Linked DNA regions of Homo sapiens: region 2 is linked to region 1. A link is an interaction called in ENCODE POLR2A ChIA-PET data of the cell type or tissue named here. Cell type or tissue: PC-3. All regions are shown on one strand.

Region 1 (8,000 bases):
ATGAAGGGTGGGCTCTCAGGGGAGATAACAAAGGGAGTGGGAAGCAGGACAAGGGAGAACAAGCAGGAAGCTAAGCAGGGTGAGATTTCAGGTGATGTTTCTAGCCTCAGCCTCATCTGTGAAGTGATCTGCAGCATAAATCACCCCACAGAGTTTGTACCAACTAAGGTGAAGGTTCTGGGCTTTCATATTCCTTCACTAATCTGGTGTTGGCTATGAGTAACCCCCTGTAAGCTCCCAGGTACTTCTGGGTCTCCAAATGTTGTGATCAAAATAGCACTAGAAACCCATGGGCTGTCACCTGCAGGGGCAGCCAACCAAAGCACATGGGAGCTGGGGAGGAGCACACAGAACCTACATGACATCTGAGGGGATCTGGGTGAGGCACTGGCAGGTGCTATTATAGGAGGAGAGCCCTTGTCCATAGAAGCTTGGGGCCCATCTAATTTATCTCTTGACTAATATCCCCCTCTTTTCTGTGCCTATCTGTGCTTCAGTCAAAGGCATTGCTGTACTATTATCTACTTATATCTTCCCTTTTATCCTTTTATACTTTTAGTCTGTTTGCTTGGAATGACTCCCCCATCCCCCTCTTCTCTAACTCAAAGACTGTGCATCTTTTCTTTGCCTGTTTGTAGGTCAACTTTGCAAGAATGCCCCCTTTTTTATACCTCCTCAGTCAGAGGCATCTTCCCATCTGTACTCCTCAGAAATTTGTGCATTCTAGTGGCATCACTATCTACTGCAATGCAGTGACTACATGCTCCCTGCCCTCCCTCTTATCATTCACACAGCAATAAGTTTCATAGGAACATGAGAAACTAGAAAGTAGATGGCAATGGATGGTGGAAATCTCTGAGAGAGAGCTGAGCACCCTGGATTGCTAGCCTTTGTAGTACCTTGGTACAAATTAGGCAAAACAACCTCTCTGCATGGATGTTGCTCTGAGCCAGGTGCATGACTAGACAAGGGCACACAACTTGGCTGGTTGCCTTTGTGCAGTGTACAACCTTTACAACTGTACACTGTGGTGCTACCTGGTACATTCCTCCTTGAGCTGGGTCCAGGGAGGGGATCAGGGATATATGCGATTGAATTGTAGAAGAAAGGAACTGTTGCCTGGTTCCCAGACATGGCCAGGAGATTTTTAGATAGTACACAGGAGGAAGGGTGGCATTGACTAAGAAAGATGCAACCCAGGCCAGCTCTGTCCTCAGCATTGGTGCAATCACTTCTGATAGCACTGTAGCAGATTTAAAAGCTTGCCACAAACTCTTTGATGCTTCTCAAATTGAGACATGGACACATTCCTCTCCCCTTGAATCTCAGTGGCTTCAGCGACCCATTTGTAGCCATCAGATTGCAGTGAAAGTGGCAAACATGACTTCTGAGGTTAGGTAAGAAGAGGCTGTATATCTTCTGCTTTTGTTTCGTGAAACACTTACTCTTGGGAAGCTTCATTTCAGAACCCAGCTACCATGCTGTGAGAAATCCAAACCACATAGAGGGGCCATGTGTAGGTGCTTGCTGCAGGCAATGGCCCCAGCTGAGCTCCCAGCCAACAGCCAGCACCAACTGCCAGCCATGGGAGTACACCATCTTAGATATCCAGCCCAGTTGGGCCTTCTGATGACTGCAGCCCCAGCTACCATCTGACTGCAACTGATGAAAAGTCTTGAGCTGATCCTTTCCCCAATTCATGATCCACAAGATCATGAGCAAAAGATCTTACTGGTTGTTTTAAGCCACTAAGTTTTGGGGGGTTTGTTATGCAGAATAGGTGCTTAAAGTTGCCTTTTTGCAAACCTTTGCATCAATAAGTTAAAATCTGAGCCTTGATTTAGGATTTTAGGGGGATAGAGAGAATCCGCTTTATGCTGCTTTGATTGAAGGCTTACTTAGGACTAATTAATTTGGGAAAATGATGCACTCAACATGAGGAGTTTAGCGTGAAAATCTCAGGTCATAATAAAATGTTACTTTACTTTGCCAATAGTGTTTTGTGTTGAGGTCTGGATAGAGAGAATATACATTTTCAACAAAGCTCCCCAAAGTTTCCTCACTGGTTTCCCCATGTTTTTGCCTAGACGTTTTCTTGTTTATATTTTTTGTGGCATTTCACAAATACTTGGGGCTGGGAAGGCTCAGATGTAATGGGTTAAATTCAGAGGTCACTTGCTTGCATTTTCAATAAGAACAGCAGCTCTTTAAATAAGATTTAAAATGCTTTTCAGTTATTTGCAGTTGGTTAAAGCCATCTGAGGAATGTTGTATAGCAATGCCATGTTAAAGAGAAAAAGTAAGTAAAGAAAAATAATTCCTAGATTCTTTAATAGAGTCTGACGTTATTGTTTTTAAAAATTCTTGGCCAAGATACTGCTGGGTTGTGCTACATGGAGTTGGTGCCATATTAATTTATCAACCAGAAACCTTCCATGGAATTTGGAGATTTGGAGAAAGACAAAAGAGAATCCCATCTGAAGCCTTTAGTTGGCTCAAAGTTGCCAAAATATTTGGGGTTTGAAGTTGAGTAATTTCACTTTCTTCCTTCATTTGTTGGAGACTGATAACTAAAAGTGGGATTTAAGGATTCAAAGAGATTATTACCCAAACAGAATTTCCATCCAGCTTTTTACAAACAAGCACGCTTCAGGAAATTAATGAAACCTGTTGAATCTTAATATTCTGTGGGCCCATAGATTTATTTGGAATAGTTCTCACATCGGAGGCATGGTTATTACCATGTTCTAACTGGCTGCTAAATTAGGTAGCTTGTTGATAGCTGGATGATTTAACATGTCCTCTGTTGGGGTGTCCACTGGTCACTGCAGATCCAGTATTTGGGCTTAGAGACATGAGTCTGATTCAGAGCTTGTCTCAAATAGATTCATTGAGCCCCATTCTTCAATTTCCAGGTTGCACTGTGGTTTTACACATGTTTCAGAAGACCAGTCCTCCTGCATATTAATCCATGCATGTGGGAATGAAGCAGGGAAGTAGGATGTAAACACAAAGTTCCTTTTTTTTTTTGAGTTCTTTAGCTCCCCAGGGCAGCTGGGGGTACAGGTAACAAGCTGATTTAATGAGTTTGTTTTCTAACCCTTTTAATAATCAATTGATGCCTTTTTTTCCTTTAATCTTTCATGTTTTCTTCCCTTCTTCCCATCCCACTGGGTCAGTCTCACGGAGGTCTGGCTTTAAGAATGGACACTTAGACCAGGCACGGTGGCTCACACCTGTATTCCCAGCACTTTGGGAGGCAGAAGCGGGCGCATCACTTGAGGTCAGAAGTTTGAAACCAGCCTGTCCAACGTGGTAAAACTCCTTCTCTACTAAAAATACAAAAATTAGCCAGCCATGATGGTGCACGCCTGTTGTCCCAGCTAATTGGGAGGCTGAGGCAGGAGAATTGCTTGAACCTGGGAGGTGGAGGTTGCAGTGAGCCAAGATTGTGCCATTACATTCTAGCCTGGGTGACAGAGTGAGACTCTGTCTCAAAAAAAAAAAAAAAAAAAAAAAAGACACTTAGATATCCTTTGTGCAAATTATACTTTACAGCCTTGAGCTTAAAGGATAAAGCAAAAGAGACGGGCTGACATCAGGTTGGGTTCCACCATAAGAGAGGTAATCAGATGGTGATGAGGGTTACCAGCCTATCCACGTGGAGATGCCACAAGCTGGCAGAAGCTCTGAAGCTGGGCTTTCCCAGATTCCTGGGCTCTCATCAACATTTCTATGAAATTCTAGCCTTGCAAAAACTTTCTTTAGCAAACTATGTTACCCGGGATTTATTATTATGACTCTGGGTACCCATGCTATGTGAAGAGTGCCATATTCTTGCATTAGTCATAGGTTATGCTGTAAGTATTAATAGAAGGCACATATGCCAGGTAGCATTGTGATTACATAATGATGTTTGGTCTGTTAGCACACCCAATTATTTACTCATGTTGGCACGAAACTGGGAGGACTGTGCCCCATAGGCCTGGCATTGGCATACCACACAGTCCTATCTTCTCCTACCCAGTTGTCAGCATCTTCTCTGGAGAAGAATCTTTATTGTTTTTTCATGAAATTAACAACATTCATGAAGAACCTATTATGCCCCAGGCACCATGCTGGGCATAGGTGAAGGATGGGTGAGCAAGATGAATGTAATCTCTTTCCTCAAGGAGTTTAGAGTTGAGGGGAGAGTAGATACTTACACCCAGAGTGTGGCCCAGCACAGAGGGGTATGAAGGACATGCACAAGTAGCTGTGATCAAGATTCACAGGCCTCTCTGAGCCGGTGGCATTTAACCTCCAGCCTGAAGGATAAGAAGGTTCTGTCTTTGAGAGAAGGCAGCGTGGGAAGAAGCAGAAGACAATCTCAGTGAGGAGTGGTTTACGCTTCACAGTGAATGGTCTGAGGGAGGTTTATGACATCTCCTTGGTGGATTGACCACCTGAGTCTTGGCTCTCATAGGGGGACGAAAGGCTGTGTCTCATCTGAAGAGATTTCCAGGCCCAGTGGAGTTGGGGAAGACTTTTTTTTGGTGGCCGAGGGCACTTGCTCTCATCTTTACAGGCAGGTTGAACTTGGGGTAGTCTCCCAGGAGTTCTTCAAGTATAGCCCAGGTTCCCAAATGCCAGCTTTTTTTCAATGTAGGCTGACTGTGATTCTGTAGGAGAAAAGAGCCAAGAAGCTTTGGGGCCAACAGGTCTGTGCAGGACACTGAGGCTGGAGGGGCTCCCCCTGGGGCCATTCTGCCATCCCAGAGCTTGGTGGAAGGGGGTGTAGGCCTCAAGCCTGTAGAGAACCCTGAGGAAGCAGGGCTTTCTAACCCCATTGCTGGCTCTGGTCTCACTAAAACCACCTATTCCTTTTCCTTGAGTCCCATATATGAAGGTGGGGCAAGCCACCCCACCACCAAGAAAAAGGGGTGTGGCCCATGTGCACACACATGCGTGCATGCACACCCATTAATCCAGCCATGGTGGGACAGAGATATTGCCTACAAACTCTCTAAGCTCATTTAAAATTAAGAAAATTCCTCAAAGTCTTATTTATCTATTAGAAGGTCAGTTTCATTCAGAGTTGCTCTATGTCAAGGTTATTTACATAGAATTTGCTGGAGGATAATGCTTTTTCTTCTCAAGAGCTTTTGACACAACTCGGCATCCATCTTCTTGGAATCTGGTTCTGGGCTCTGTGCCTCATGTCCTGATTACGGTGGCCTTTCACCCATGGCTCACCCAAATCCCTCATGTCCTGGGTTAAGCAAGTTTTTGCTTGTCAGTCTATCAACTGGGGACTCACAGGAGATCTTATTGTAAATAATGTCAGATGAGATTTAGGGAGTCTCACCATCTATAAATCAATGCCTGGAGGCTTTGGGATTATTCCTTCTTGTTTTTTTTTTCTCTTGGAATTAGGCAGTTTAGTCCCTGTGGGTATGGTTTAGCAAGGTCTCAAAGTCAGAATTTATTGAAAATAATTGCCATCACAAGCCCAGACTTTCTTGAATATCTCTATTAGTATAAAATGTAGTATTTTCCCTCTCCAGTAAATAAACACACCATCCAGTTCTCCTTTCCACCCCAGTTTGGGAAAGAAGAAAGTGTTACAGCCCTGGATTGGGATCATGTTTGTTTGTCACCGCAAGTTCCTGAGATGCATGGAGTCATGGTTTAACTTCACAGGATGTGCTGAGCACCTCCTCTGTGCCATGCCCTGTGCTATGCATGGGGTGTGTAATGCTGTTCAAGATACAGCATCTACCTTGGGGAAACTAAGGTTTGCCTTCAGTGACACACAGGCAGAGAATTAATCATAGAATGAAATGACAAGGGCTATAAGGGAGATACTTAAATATTAGTTATATATACTCTAGGAATGAAAAGGTAGAAGAGGAAATCCTTCTGCTGGTTGGGGTGGTGGAGATGAGGCCGGTAGGGGAGGGATTTTGGCTTTTAAAGGATATTTGGCAATGTCTGGAGACATTTTTGGTTATTTCAACTAGGGGAATCGAATTTGTTACTGGCATCTAGAGGCCAGGGATGCTGCTCAATAACCTGAAATGCGTGCGCAGCCTCCTACAAGAAAAACTTACATGGTCCCAAATGTCATGAATGTCAAGGTTGAGAAAGAGTGCTATAGGATGATGGTTGAGTTGAACCTTGAAGATGACTGGAGTCTGCTAGGCAGCAACTTGGGAAGGCCATTTTGCTCAAACGCTTCATTCCACCACTAGCTTTGTGGACCAGAGAGGAAACAACACCAAGAAGAGATGATGCTCTGGTTTGGAGGTTCAGCTCACAGTGATGGTGTTCCTGAGTGGTTCAGAGTTGGATTCTGAAGAGGATGGGTGGCCAGTGTGCCAGGAAAGGTATACAAGAAAGAGCAGAGAAGACATCTCCCATAATAAGTAAATTAATTTGAGCCTGTGGCTTGCAACAGTATATGAAGTGGCCAGATCATTACATATGAACACTGAGAGGTAGAGACTTAGGTGCCAGTCATTAAACCTGTTCTACCCCAAAATCTGGAATGGAAGGACTAAGCTGTACCATTGACTCTGCAAAAAATATCTTTGGATTACTATCAGAAAATGTTCTTAAGTGAAGTGCAACATTATCTAAATGGACCCTCTCAATAACCCTGTGAGTTTGGCTGATAAAGGCAATAGCACATTGAAGTATAATAGTACAATGAAGGAAACAAACCCAGGGCAACTGAGGGTGCTGCTCTGTCCAGAAGTGTTACTGATTGGGAGGGTAGAAGGTCAGAGTCCTGGTCTGGCTGGTGGACCAAGTTGAGCTCTTTGCTGGGATTGTCTCTAGTCCTGGGCCAGTCCTGCCGTTTATCCACTGGACTGTTCCTCTCACCCAAGCTGGCTTTTATTTGTTATTTTTCTGTTTTCCCCCACATCTTAGTTTTCTGCTGTTATAACTGAATACATGAGACTGGGTAATTTATAAACAATAGAAGCTTATTTAGCTTAAGGTTCTGGAGGCTGGGAAGTCCAAGAATGAGGGGCTGCTTCTTGTAAGGGCTTTCTTGCTGCATCATAACCTGGAGGAAGACATCACCTGGTGAACATATGAGATCAGGAGAGGAAATCAGGCAAAACTCATCTTTTTTATCAGGACCCCACTCCTGAGATAACTAACCCACTCCCTCAAAAATGGCATTAATCCATTTGTGAAGGTGGAGCTCTTATGACCTAATCGCCTCTTAAAGGTCCTATTTTTGAATACTGTCACAATGGCCATTACATTTCAACATGAGTTTTGGAGGACACATTCAAACCATAGCACCCCAACATTCATTAATCGTCACAATAAGAACATTATAAAGTGTAAGGAGAAGCAGATCTCCCACAATACCTCTCCCTAGGACAGTTGTTTGGTTTTATTTCCTGCTATTATCCACACAGATCCATAGTGACAAAAATAATGTAATTGCCATTGAGTTCTTTTTCACATAATAGGATGTGCTTGTTCATGTTCTCACATAGACCCCCATGAATCATTTCAGTGAACCCATATCATCCATCAAGGTCATGTGCCATCACTTACCTATCAATTCTCCTTTTGGTCACTGTGGAGGTTTTCAGAGTTTCAGTATCACAAATAACATTGTAGTGAGCGTCTTTGTATAAATAGATTTTTTTGCTTCCTTTCAAAGGTTTCTTTAGGATACATTTCCAACAGCGGGATTAATGTGTCAAAGGGTATGAATATCTTCATGGATCCATATATATATTGTCAAATTGCTTTCCAGCAGAGTGTAGCAATTTATATACCTGACATGAATAAATGAATGTAGCAGGCTGGCAAAATATTGCCAGCATTGGATGTTATTATTTTATTTTCAAACTTCTTTTGGTGGTTTAATAAGTATAAAATGATACCAATTACACATAGGTAACATGCCTAACAATGTGCTTGGCACTAGTTGTTTTTGCTAATGTTTCCCTGCAGCTTATGATACCTGTCCTGATCCTTGGACTACACCC
Region 2 (8,000 bases), 170 kb after region 1:
AGAGCATCAGGGACTCAGCAGTACAAAGGTGCATTAACATTTGCCTTGAGTTACAACAGTTTTAGGTAGAGGCAATTATGGGGCTCTGGTGAGCTTTAGAGGTCTTGGTTACCATGATCTAATTGGAATTACCTTCTGTGTGCAGGGAGTACTTTACTAACCCCTGTAGTGAGGCAGAGACCCCCTCCCTGGGCATCAAAGCAGAAAATTAGGTTTTGTATAAACCATTATATATAAACCTCTTGTTGACTGGCTCTGATAAGAAAGCCATAGTAAGCCCCCAGTTCTTTGTTATTTGCTTTGCAGCAACTTTGCCACCAAGAGTGACCGGCAGGGTGTCTGTGTTTTACTTCAACTCCTAGTTGAAAGAAAATCATTCTTTGTTAATCGCTGTATTGTAATTGTGAAACACCACGTTTGAGGAAGAGTTTCAAGGCAGAAATAGCCTTGAGGTCTAGTTCCCTTGTTTTTTAATTTGGAATGAAGGAAATGCTCTCATCTGAATTCCCCTATAGCCTGCAGGCAGTGGCATTCTAAGCAGCCTGCACACAAAAAAACCAGATCATATTTTAAGAGTCTTTTTTTCTCTCACTCCATTTACCTCTGTTCTATTCAGGAGAATGAAAAAATGGGAATCTTTATTTTTTTAAAAATGCCTTAAAAAATAACATCAAAACGTCAGTCTTTGCCATTTTCCAGTGCCTGGGGAATTGGCACATGTCTTCAATGCTAAAAGAATGTACTTTTCATGTTGCTTTGCATTGCAAATGAGCTTCATTCTTGGAAGACCTGACAGAGTAGGGGTGGCACCTTCACCATTTGGTTTCCTGATGCCCAGAGCGATATGGGGATTCATGAAGTCCAGTGTGGCTGGTGGATAAGATACTGGCTGCCAGAAAGTGGTAGCTCTGGCTCCTTGGTCAATTCTGAGACTCTTCTAGACCTCTGTGCTCATCACACATGCAGGAAGTAAGGATCCAGGGTCAGCATGGGGGCTGGCACCACCCCTTCTAAATGTAGGCATGGAAACTACAAGGCAGGCGTTTCCGAGAAAGAGACAGAGACTATGAAACTTACTTTGAAATCATCCATAGTGATTGAAATACAAAAAAAGCACATTGGTTTTCTGAATCATTTTCAAGTTATTTTGTTCCCGAATGCCACTCCTCCATGGATCCTCTTCTGAATTCCCATTGTCTGTTCCTCCTCACCCTTGGTCTTGAACTTTCCCCTTCCAAGCCCTAGAACCCTTGTGAAACGGCCTTTGCAAAAATTTTAACAGTGAGATAATTATCACGGTAAAAGAGATCTAATATAACCAACCCCCATCTTACTTTTAACCTCCGAACTGCTCTTAATCATTCCTGGGCTTAGGCCAAGCTAACTTTGGGAGCTACTTAGTTTATAATTTGAATGATATTAGCCCTTCCCCAAAACTAAACCACTTTTGTAAAGCTAATGAAAGACCACCAGGTTAGGAGAATGAGGAGTCTTACCAGCCATTATTCCAAAGGTCACAAGATTTGTAACATCCCCAATTACTCCTGAAGATAACATGACTATTGTAGAACCTAAGATTGGCCTTTTGAGATGTCTTTTCAGGTTTTTGCATTTCTGGTGACCAATGGCTCTAACCTGGAACCGCCAGCCAGTCCTTTGTCCCCACCCGAAGTCAATTCCCTGGTCTGCCAAACTATCCTTGAAAAACACTAGCCTCTGAATTTTCAGGGAGATTGATTTGAGTAATGACTCTGTCTCCCAAGTGGCATGGCTGGCCTTGTGTCAGTTAAACTTTTCCTTTATTGCAATGTCATGGTCTCAATGAATTGTTTTTGTCTGTGAGATGGGCAGGAAGAACCCATAGGTGGTTACACTTGTGCTTCCTTTGAGGGCCTGACCTCCAGCTTGGGAGGAGCAGCTGGGCCCCAGCATCCCTGCGGGGAACTGAGCTAGGCCCTCTGGTTGGGTTAGTGAATGTGTTAGGCAGCCCCCAGTCCTCCGCTGCCTTTGTATACATCTCCACACATCTTGCTTTCCCATTACTTCCTTTAACATTTTTCCCCTTAGTGTCCTAGCAACTGTCATGTCTACAAATTAACCTGAGAAAAATGTTGAAAAGGCACCGCTCTTACAGCCTGTGCTCCAGCTCCCCTGCTTCCTCCCAGCCCTTCCTCTGCTTCCTCTGCCTTCTGGTACAGTCATTAGTTGCTCCTCCAATTCCCCACTTGGCTGGCTTAGCTGCCTCTCTGCATGCCCCATTCCCATCTTTCTGTGTGCTCTGGTCCTCTCTCTGTCCTCCACTAGACCATAAGCTTCTTGAGCAAAGGGGTTGTCCCTTTCCATTGTGTAGTCCTGGCACCTCCAGCACAGTTAGGGTGCACGTAGTAGGCATTCAGCAAACGCTTGCTGCATTAGGTTGTACATATGGTTCACATTTTCTAGGAACGTCTGTTTGTTCTGATTATCTGCCAGCCAAGTATACTCTTGGGTAGAAAAAGGGAAATGGACTAAAAGATGTGGTTCAAGGAGTAGTCAACAGCCTGCTCATAATTACTAGTGGCAATGGAATAAGCATAAACTTTCTTGCATAACTAATCAATATCTTAATATATCTCCATTAGCAAGGGTGTATCTTATGTTATTGTTATTAAATATCTACCTATTGTGTCAAAAAGGTTTCAGGGTAATTGTTATTGATGGTTAAAATCTTGTCGGCTGCTGACCGTAGATTTCTTTTTTTAATGGATGATGATTGGCTGAGATTTATTTTTCCTGTATTGCTATAAGCCAGATTCTCCATTAAGCTATAAAATATTATGATACACTTGAAGCAATGTAATGTGATCCAAACACACAGTTATAACTCATTTCATTATTAGTCTCATGTGCCAAGACATTAGCATAGCAGTTAACTAGTACTGGGATAAGAGTGGTGCTCAGGAATATTTTTTAACAATCCAATTGCATTAGTGCCAGCTATAGTTTAACCATCGGATGGTTATACTCACGTGCATAATGATAATTGAGCAATAGAATGCTGACATGAATTTTTGAGGCAGAATCTCTGTTTTTAGCTTTAAATACAAAAATCCAATCCAGAGAACAGTGTGATATCTACCAGCATTTGGTAGATTTCAGTTTGTTAGAAGAGGCTCGGGTTCCCTTTGTCCTCTGTGGTTGGTACCTGAGTTGTAGCTATTTAGAAATGGATTTCTGGAACAGTCTAAATCTTCTGTGCTGTTCTCATATTTCCCTGTACTATCCCAGAGGAATGAAACTACATCATCCGGCCTACCCTTTGTACCCAAATGTGGTTCAGAAATCCACTTTGTCTGAGCTGTTGTCCAGATTTTTGTTGTAGGCACTTAACACTTCTCCCATGGAAAGCTGCTGGGATAGAGTATATGAATGGCCCCAATCCTTCATCCTCGCCCTGGTTACATCCTTTACAATGTAACGTTGCAGTTCCTGCCACTAAAGAGGAGTGATGTCTCCCTGCCCTTTGACTTTGGGTTTGGCCATGTGACTTGCTTTGGGCTGTTAGATGTCACATGACTTATTCTTCACTTCCTGACTTTCCCTACTTGGTGTTCCACTTGTGCTAAATCGTGTGCATTCCTGGAATACATCACACACCTTGGCATCACATATTTCCTATTAATAGTTCTACAATATTCTCTCATGCATCCCCACATCCACCACACCCCGAGGGCACCACACTCTTTCAGGGCACTGCTGACTCATTCTTCAGTCAACACACAGTCAAGAATCATCTTCTCCCGAAAGCTCCTGCCCCCTCACCTCCCACACGCCCCAGGGTCCTTCAGGAGCACCTTCTGTTGCTGCACTTGTTGCCTTGTTTTTTAATTTCTGGCTTCTTTTCCTATGAGTTCCTGAAGGGCAGGGATATATTCTTCTCCATATTCCCAGGGCCCAACACAGTTCCTTGTGTGTAAGTGGTAAGCCAGCCGATTTCAGCCCTTTTTCCTTTGGTTGTAACCGGCTTCATTCCAAGATAAGATTGAGTCATGCTAAAAAAAAAAAAAAATTGAAAACACAGGATAACAATTAAGTAGATGAAAATTTAGGAGAGAAAGGAAATAAGGGGATAAAGAGATGATGAAATAAAAATTCAAGTTGGAGCCCCAACATGCCAGGAAATCCTGTATAATTGTTATATTTAGGCCTCTAATTAAGCTCTAAGCTTCTAAGTACCAAAGCAAAGGAGAAAAAACAGGAATGGTTATAATGTTCGGTTTAGATACTTCATGAAAGAAGATGTATGTAAGGCCAATAAGCACATTGAAAGATGCTCAACATGATTAGTCATGAAGGAAATGTAAGTTAAAATCATGAGTTACCACATTATACTCACTATATTGGTTTAAATGAAAAAGACTGACAATATCAAGTGCTATTAGAATATAACGCAACTGGGCTCTGACACAATGCCGGTAAGAGAATAAAAGTCTGGCAGTATTTTATGAAGTTAAACACATACCTATCTTGTGACCCAGCAATTCCACTAAGTAACTGAGAGACTCATTCATGACTTGTACGCAAAAGACTTGCACGTGAATGACAACAGCAGATTTATTCATAACAGCTAAGAACTGGAAACAACTTAGTTGTCCCAGGGTGAACAGACAGTTGAATTGTGGTATATTCATACAATGAAATAGTACTCAACAATGAAAATGAACAAGTTGCTGGTATATGCAACATGGATATATTTCACAGACATTATTTGAGAGACAGAAGCCAGAGAAATAAGATATATATATTATATAATTCATATGAAGTTCTAGAATAGGTAAATGTAATCTACAAGGAGAGAAATCAGATCAGTGGTCGCAGGGGATGGGTATAATATGTGAAAAATTTACTGTAAAGAGACATGAGACAATTTGCTGGTATGATGGCACTGTTGTAAGTCGGAGTCAGCCAACTTCTTCTGCAAAGGGTAAGATAGTAAACATATTAGGCTTTTCATATTATGGTCTGTGTTATAACTACTTAGCTCTACCATTATAGCCAAAAAGTGGCCATAGACATGTAAACGATGAACATAGCTGTGTCCCAATAAAATTTTATTTGTACATTGAAACTTGAATTTCATATATAGTTCACATGCAATGAAATGTTATTAATTTTTTTCAACTATTTGAAAATATAAAATCCATTATTTTCTGGCCATACAAAAATAGGTGGCAGGCCAGAGTTTGCAGCTCCCATCCTAAATTTCAACTAGGGTGGTTGTTACCTGGGAATATCCATCTGTAAAACTCATCAAATTACTGTCTAAATTTTTGTGTTTATTTTGTACTTAATTTTAAGCATAATGTAAATTATGTTTAAAAAAATTTATAGTTTACACGTAAGATAAAGAATGTGTATTTATCAATCAGCTGAAACCCAGATTTTCAGGATAGAAATTTCTCCTCTGGGTTTAAACAAGGTAGAAATTAGATGGTTACTGTTTGGCCACTGGTGGGCTGGCTCTTGCCTGCAGATAGGTTTTACTTGGCCTACAGAGTGTTAAGCATACATGATTTGAATTGGACTAGCCCTTCGGGCAACCCTCATTAGTTCTGCAGATTCCCTGATAACTTAATTATTATGGGCTCCTTTTCACCTTTTTACAATCAACCTCTCACTATTCTTTTTTAAAAAAAACTTATTATATATTATTATGATATTTTATTACTTATTGAGACAGGGTCTCACTCTGTCTCCTAGGCTAGAGTGTAGTGGCGTGAATGTGGCTCACCATAGCCCTGATTATTATGATATTTTATTACTTATTTAGACAGGGTCTCACTCTGTCTCCCAGGCTACAGTGTAGTGGTGTGAATGTGGCTCACTATAGCCCTGACCTCCTGGGCTCAAGGGATCCTCCTGCATTGGCCTCCTGAGTAGCTGGGACCACAGACACATGCCATGTCTGGCTATTGTTTTTTTTTTTTTTGCAGAGACAGGGTCTTGGTAAGTTGCCCAGGCTGGTCTTGAACTCCTGGGCTCAAGCAGTCCTCCCACCTTGGCCTCTCAAAGTGTTGGGATTATAGGCATTAGCCACTATGCCTGGCCTTGCTATTTTTTTTTTTTTTAAGATGGAGTCTTGTGCTGTTGCCCAGGCTGGAGTGCAGTGGCGTGATCTCGGCTCACTGCAACCTTCATCTTCCAGGTTCAAGTGATTCTCCTGCCTCAGCCTCCCGAGTAGCTGGGACTACAGGTGCACACTGCCATGCCCAGCTAATTTATGTGTTTTTAGTAGAGACAGAGTTTCATCATATTGGCCAGGCTGGTCTGGAACTCCTGACCTCATGATCCTCCCACCTCCCAAAGTGCTGGGATTACAGGTGTGAGCCACTGTGCCCAGCCATTATTCTTACATTTAAGTTGTTTCCCCTGGAGGCAGTGTGTATTTGGAACATGTGCTCATTTTTATTCATTTTTATTTTTTAGCATCTTTAAATCATTTGGGGAACAAAATGTGAGGGTAGGGCCACTCACATTTTTTTTTTTCTCAGAGCCTGGCATAGTGTTTGCACATAGTTGGAGCTGAGTCAATACTGTTAGACACATGCATAAGTACATTGATGAAAAAGTGTCCTTCAGACAATCTTCACCATGTTCATTCCTCACAAGAGAGTTTTGATAAGAATTAAGAAGCAATGAGTCTGAGACGATGTTGTCTGGTAGGAAAGCAGAGTGGTAAAATCAGTAGTTGTACCCTTCTATGTGTGCACAATGGAAAGTATAGACAAATAGCATGTGATCTAGACCTGCACTGTTCAATATTGTTCACGTGTGGCTATTTAAATTTAAATTAATTAAAATAAATTAAAATTGAACTCCTCAGTTGTGCTAGCCACATTCCAAGTGCCCAACACCACATGTGACTGACTACTGTATGAGATGGCACAAATAATATAGAACATCTCCAACATCAGAGAAACTTCCACTGGACAGTACTGATCTAGAAACACACTATTTGCGCTAAACAATTACAGAAAACAGAAAAATAGTACACTTAAATCATTTCTAAAACTTCAATATCAGATATTGATATGCAGTAGGCAAACTGTGGCCCTAAATGCAGTTTTTGTAAATAAAATTTTATTGGTACACAGTCATGCTGATTAGATTACATAGTGTCTGGCTTCTTTTGCAGTGCTATGGCAGAGCTGAATAGTTGCAACAGAGATCATATGAATGGAAAATCCTAAAATATTATTTAGCCCTTTACAGAAAAAAAAATTGCTGATCCTTGATACATAGCATGAAACTGATTTGTATTTATGGTGTTAATATTTATTTTAAGTGTGTTTTGTCAAAAACTCTACCTATATTCTGAAAAGCGAGTGGAAGAAAATAGAAATAATTGCTGTTAACCTTTTGGCAGATATCCTTTTAGTCTTCTCCCCACCCCACACCATGGTTGTATTTTTTAAAATATAAAATACATAATATATAAAATATTATGTTTTTCAAAGTTGGGATTACAGGGCACAAACTTTTTGAAACTCTCACTCCTACTTCCTATACTGTCTACATTTTCTTTCCCAAGGCAAAGTATTTTATGATCTGACTTTTTTAATGGCTGTATTTTATTCCTTTATGGTTCTGGAGTAATAGTAATTTATTTCATCAATATCCTATGGATAGATATTTGGACTGTTTATAGTTATTGCTAAATGCTAAGTTTTTATTGTTTTGTCTTTCCCAAGTAGGCATTCTCTTTTACATTCTATTAATGAGTAATTTTAAGGTCTTCAAAAAGATTCTTTAACCTGTATTTCTCTAATTGTAAAAATCCAGCCAAACCAGTATCTTTGGGTCACTTGTAGCCAATATTTGAAATTTAGCATACTGTCACACTGTTCTCCTTTTCTTCTCCAGCTTTGTTTATATATTCTGGGTTTCAAATCCTGATAACTGTAACTTAATGCATTTTTTTTAGATTATATTTCTCTAATTGTAAAAATCCAGCCAAACCA

Evidence for each region. Peaks named below come from ENCODE experiments on the same cell type or tissue, not always from the same donor. Only the 100,000 strongest peaks of a DNase experiment are listed, where the experiment ranks them.
Region 2: POLR2A ChIA-PET joins it to region 1 with 10 read pairs; 2 of 35 experiments call an interaction of 5 or more read pairs at or near these places.

The regions. Positions count from the first base shown.
Region 1 is chr2:219,794,740-219,802,739 of GRCh38, forward strand. No RefSeq gene overlaps it. Among named protein-coding and RNA genes, the nearest start is that of LINC02832, 69 kb to the left of the region's middle. In PC-3, no CTCF peak of the experiment used is centred here; no DNase peak of the experiment used is centred here.
Region 2 is chr2:219,965,201-219,973,200 of GRCh38, forward strand. The region is part of intron 1 of LOC105373891 (a long non-coding RNA gene); the gene reads left to right. Among named protein-coding and RNA genes, the nearest start is that of MIR4268, 63 kb to the left of the region's middle. RefSeq lists enhancers at 1-127, 128-793, 3,183-4,382. In PC-3, no CTCF peak of the experiment used is centred here; DNase peaks (open chromatin) are centred at 3,671 and 4,531; H3K4me3 peaks cover 591 bases; H3K27ac peaks cover 2,339 bases.